2 separate regions of the Homo sapiens genome follow, and region 1 is linked to region 2. Evidence: chromatin contacts called from ENCODE Hi-C data. All regions are on one chromosome and are shown on one strand. The core of a region is the stretch at or near the end of the contact, and the rest is flanking DNA. Distances in the headings are between cores, read along the strand shown.

Evidence for each region. A loop is a pair of places that touch in the nucleus more often than their neighbours do. Pooled maps may share reads with other maps.
Region 1: a pooled map shows a loop between it and region 2 (4-fold over the local background). The contact joins the promoter of CNIH1 here to the promoter of RTRAF in region 2. A Hi-C loop is called at or near these places in 4 of 50 pooled maps.

Annotation. Positions count from the first base shown.
Region 1 is chr14:54,439,994-54,442,756 of GRCh38, forward strand. It overlaps CNIH1 (cornichon family member 1), which reads right to left and starts at 1,381. Exons shown (of 5, transcript NM_005776.3): 1 at 1,254-1,381. The coding sequence starts at 1,334. RefSeq lists silencers at 855-904, 915-1,274, 1,315-1,584 and enhancers at 990-1,788, 1,665-1,724.
Region 2 is chr14:51,988,149-51,990,848 of GRCh38, forward strand. RTRAF (RNA transcription, translation and transport factor) reads left to right here and starts at 1,398. Exons shown (of 8, transcript NM_016039.3): 1 at 1,398-1,552. The coding sequence starts at 1,492. It overlaps LOC105370497 (a long non-coding RNA gene), which reads right to left and starts at 2,436. Exons shown (of 3, transcript XR_007064166.1): 1 at 2,371-2,436; 2 at 1-541. RefSeq lists enhancers at 1,183-1,477, 1,818-1,877.

The DNA of each region.
Region 1 (2,763 bases), core at 131-2,630, 2.5 Mb after region 2:
AGTTATTTCCGACACAGTTAATAGCCTACATAAGTATTCCTGATTACAATAAGCAGTCAGGTCCTAAAATAATTGTAAACATAATCACACTGCTTAGCAAAAAGGAATGGATTTGTGATATGCTTCCACTTTCGAGACTTTTTTGCACAAGACGCTGCTGCTGTTTAATCATTCTGCCCCTCCGTATGTTTCATAGAAATCCTTGTTACTGGCATGATGAAACCTGACTTAAAATCTACGTAAGAGTGAACGCGGTCATTCAAATTAAAAGCAACATTCCAGAAGGCACTGGAATATGGGGAAAAGAGAAGCAAGTATGAGATAAATTTTTAATGAATGATTTCCAGAAGGCTCTCAAGGCTTTTAATTTTGTGCTAAAGCAACAGAAATTCTTATCTCTGTAGAACTATGTCACAGGGAACTTACGACTTTTTCCTTAGAGGGACCAGTAAGGCTGTGCTTCCACCCTGCAATAGTGATGATGATGTGTGTAACAGAAATAAATACTGCCCCAGAAAAGCTTAAGGTTTCTGAGCATCTCAAAATCAAATGAAAACTCCCTCTACTAAATCAAGCAATCCTGAATATAAGGGTGGCTTGGAAAGCTGCCTGTTGAAACTCCAGCGGTCAAAGTATGATTTGGGGGGGAAACGCGCACATGCAATCAACAAAGTAATCAATTGAACTTGCATCAAAGTTCACCAGGAAACAACAATCTGGAAAAAGAGAAAAAAAGTGATTTGATTTGAAGAGCACCGAACAAGTGCTGAAAAGTAGAGTTGGAAATTCACCCTAAGTAGGTTACATTTTGGCCACAGTTCTGTGGAAACCCTAAAAGAAAGTCAATCTGTATTAACAAAAATTCGGAAAACTTCATTCACACTACGGCCGTCCCACCGCGCTGTCGACATCCTCCCCGGGAATGCAGGGCCGCGGGCCGGCAGAGGTCGGTGCGAACGCAGCGCGGAACCGCGGGCGCCCGCCTGGACCGCGGCCGCCCCATCCAGTAGGGGAGGAGTAGCGGTGCGCGCGGCCTGTGCCGAGGCAACGCGGGCGCGTCCACCTGGCGACTGCGCGCCCCGGCTCCTCCAGTACCCGCGGCCCCCAGACCCCTCGCCGCGCGGCCCGTGCCAGCCGGGCCGCATCCCCGACGCGCAAAGCCCCGGCGGCCGTGGCGGCCCGGACCGCGGGCCCGGGGCGAAAAGAGGCTGTGTTGCCGCCTCGCCCTCCTTTCCCCAGCCCCAGCTACTCACGTGCCAAATGGCGAAGAAGATGAGCGCGGCAGTGAGCAGCAGCGCCAGCATGTAGCAGAAGGCCGCGAACGTGAACGCCATGGCTGGGGAGGAGGAGCGGGGAGCGGCGCCGTTGCCAGCGGAGAAAGGCGGCGCAGGGCCCTCTGGGTAAAACCATTCACTTCCCCCGGCCACAGCCGCGACCGCCACCGCTACCGCCGCGGCGCCAGCCCTCTCAGCGCGCCTGCGCACCAGCCCAGCCGCCCCGGCGCCCTCTGATGGCCGGAGTCTGCGTTGCACTGACATTGTCCGCACAGTTGTTGATTGATTTTTCCTTCCTTCTTGCGTTTATTCTTTCAACAAATATTTATTGAATGAATGCCTAGTTTGTTACAGGTACCGCGCTTCTCGCTTCAGATACAAAGATGAATAAGATAGTACCTGCACTGAAAGAACTTAGTATAGTGCCGGAAATGAACACCTAAATAAATAATTACGTTATTATAACCCCGTAAACGGATGTGTGTGGGATGCTCTGAAAGGTCAAAGAAGGACAGCCAGCCCGCCCTGGAGCATTTAGGCAGGATTCCTGCTGTAGGTGTTTCCTAAGTTGGCCTTAGATGATGATAAGTTCTCCAGGCAAAAAGAAGGTAGAACTGGCAGTCCAAGGAAACAGTTCAGAATGAGGAAACGCAACAGAGATGGAAAAAAGAAAAGAAAAATAAAGCTTCGTGTCTCAGGTGAAACCAGCAGCAATTCTGTATTAATGGAACCTAAGTGCAAGACAGTGGTGAGACTTAGAAATGAATTAGCAAGGGATCAGATCATAGAGGGCCTTATAATGCTTCATTACGGAGCTCAGACTTCTTATCCCATAAGCCCAAATTTTTTGCTCACCACACACAACTAGAAAGATTTTTTTCATTGCAACCCAGTGGAATATCATACAGACATCAAGTTATGAAGAGGTGGAAATCTAGTTATAGAGGCAAAGAAATATAGATATGACCAAAACAAAAATTTCACAAAACTGTACTAATGATCCATAAGTACTTTCCCTTCTCTCTTTTGCTACTTGTTTTTAATGCTGGTCTTAACACACAAAATTGATTCAAAATTGATTTAACTTTCCATTACAACCATTTTTAAAAGAAAAAAACTCTATTAACTGATTGCTGCTGATGGAAGAGAAAATCATTGAAGGCTTTTGAGCAAAAGAAGACCATGTTTAGATTTGCATTAAAGATCGTTCACCTAGCAAATTGCGTAGAATAGTTTAGAAGCAGGGTCTGTCCAGTGCTGTGCAATAGAACCTTCTGTGATGGTGAAAATTTTCGATACCTAAACATTGCCCAATACAGTAGCCACTAGCCACATGTGGCCATTGGGCACTTGTAAATTGTCTAGCATGACTGAGGAACTGAACTTTAAATTTCACATCACTTTAAGTAAAATGTGGCTAGTGTATTGGACAGTACAACCTGTACCACCAGGATTATGTGGCACCTGTGTGCAAATTATCAAGTTACTT
Region 2 (2,700 bases), core at 148-2,647:
CTTTGTAGTACATTTTATATTTCTTGTAATTCACTTACTCTTTCTAACTCCAGATTATAAGTATTTATTTACACATCTATATTTGTCATTATACTTAAACTTCCTGAAAATAGAGACTGTAGTTTACTCATTTGTATGCTCCTCAGATCCTAAGTGTTTAATTAAAATCTTAATTAATGAAATGAAATGAAACGTACATAGTTGGCTTACCCCCAAGAATTTCAATAGCTCCCCTTAGCTTGCCATGAGAGGCTTTTCCTTATCAGAGCCCTGCCTTTGTCTATAGTCTTATCAGCTGTCATTCCCTCTCACCCTCCAGCCCCTATAAGCTCTAGTCCCTCTGGGCCATGCTGTTGCTCATTTCTTGCCTTTATACATCCTCTTCCCTCAAACTAGGTTACCCTTTTGACTGCATGGTGAATGCCTCACCATCTTCAAGCCTTAGTTTATACTTATCTGTTTATTGTTTCCCTCATTAGCCTTTTAAACTCCATGAAAATAGGGGCCTGGTCTGTCTTGTTCACTGCTCTCTCTCCACTGTCTGAAAAGCAAGTAGAGACTGGATCAGGAAAGATCTTAAATACAATAAGGAGTTTTGATTATTTCTAGGGGGTAACCAGGAACCACTAAAACATAAGCAGAGAAAGTTATGTACAGGTTTTTGCTTTAGAAAAATCTCTCTCATCGCTGTATGGAGGAATGGTTTGGAGAACGCAGGACTGGCCCTAAGAAATCAATCAGATAATTAGAGTAAGCAAAAGTGATGAGGATCTGATCTGTGGCTGTATCAGTGGGGTCCGAAAGGAGGTGAGGGATTTGAGAGTTAGGAGAGACAGAATGGCAGGAATTGGTGACCTACTGGATGCTGTGACCGAGGGTGAGGGGGAGTGAGGGACGATCTCGGCTTCAGATTTCACTCTGGCTGAGGATATCTGGAACGATCGCATCGTATTAACAATTGTATGTTTACCTGTGGATCACTCCCAATTAGTCTGAAAGCATCTTACTATAGGGACCTTGCTTTGTAGTCTTTGTATTACCAGTGTTAGAAGAGCACCTGTTATGTAGGAGGAGTAATAAAATGAATGAATGCACTCAAAACACTAAACAGTAATTCTGTAATCCAACGGGAGGTACAGCGAATACCAAAAGCCTACATATACTATTCTCTGCATGCTATAGCAAGAAAGAAAGGAAAGTGGCTTCCCGGTGGTTTTCTGCCTATTGTACAACCAGGAAGCTGACAATAAAGTTTATTTGAGCGTCGACGTGCGCCGACGTGGCCCCGCCTCCCCAGCCGGAGCCGCGATTGGTGGGCATTTGCCGGCGGCCACCGCTTTTAAGCCACGATTGGCGAAGGCCGCCGTCATTTCGGAGCGACTCAGCGCCTGCCCGCCCTCTCGCCGCGTCGCCGGTGCCTGCGCCTCCCGCTCCACCTCGCTTCTTCTCTCCCGGCCGAGGCCCGGGGGACCAGAGCGAGAAGCGGGGACCATGTTCCGACGCAAGTTGACGGCTCTCGACTACCACAACCCCGCCGGCTTCAACTGCAAAGGTGAGGCGGCGGCCTCAGCCCGGCCGCGTGTCCCTGACCTGGGCGGAGGTCCCAGCCTCAGTGCCCGCACCCCACCTCCCCGTCGGGACCCTCGGCGGCCTGGTTTCCGCCGGCAGCCTCCGGGCCCCTCTCCTCTGGGTCGCCACGTACCTCGGCTCTTCGCCGCCCCTTCCCGCCTTTAAAGCCCTCTCACCTACTCCTGTCTCGGCATGTTACTTTCTGCACTTGCTTAACTCCAAGCATCACGTAACTACCTTCTCTGTACATAAAAGGGAGAGCATTCGTCTTTCTCACTCACTATTCAACTCCATGGTTCCCTGGGTAATTAGGCGATACCTTGAGCACCTGCTAATTATGGGCCAGCGCGGTGCTGGATTCTGAGGAAGGTGCTGAGTAACTTGAAGACTAGTTCACTGCCTGCCAGGAGCTAAAGGGACGAGGGGTGGAAGCAATCAGAACCCACTGAGCAGTTTGAGACAGTACACAATGAAATCAGGACCGATCACAGTGGGAGGGTAAGCGCGTGTAGTAACGGGCTAGTTGTGTTATGTGGTGTTGCAAAAAAGTTAATAGCAGATGAGTGGGAAGGTTGAATTGTGAATACAAAGGTATTTGGGATTTTACAGCATTAGAATTTTAAAAAGTAATAACGTTGCTACTCACTGTAACTAAACTGCTACCCACCACTACTCGTTTCCTTTGTATAGTTGTGGCCTGTGATAGACTGGTAAGTTTGAAAGTGATCAAGTATAACTTGTGATACTCAGACCACTGTGTAATTCTCAAGACCTTATAATGGAAGCTTGAATTTGACTCACAAATTGAAAATAATTTCTAAGCAGGATGACAGTGTTTTGTTGATCGCCTGTAGAAGCATATCAAATTATAATCTATTGTTTTTCTACTTTAACAAAAAAGTATCAGTGACAATAGAGCCTTGTTCTGGATTGGAATCTTTGAGTCTCAATGTTCTTATCTGTAAAATGGGATATTACCTACCTCAAAAGAGGTATGGGGAGGATTAAACGAAACAATTATGCACTTAATGTGCAGTTAACATTCCATGACAACAGTTGTCACAGTGTCTTTTTTGTCATTTAATTTCTTTTACTTATTATTTTGTTGTATATTTTACTTTATTACTTTGC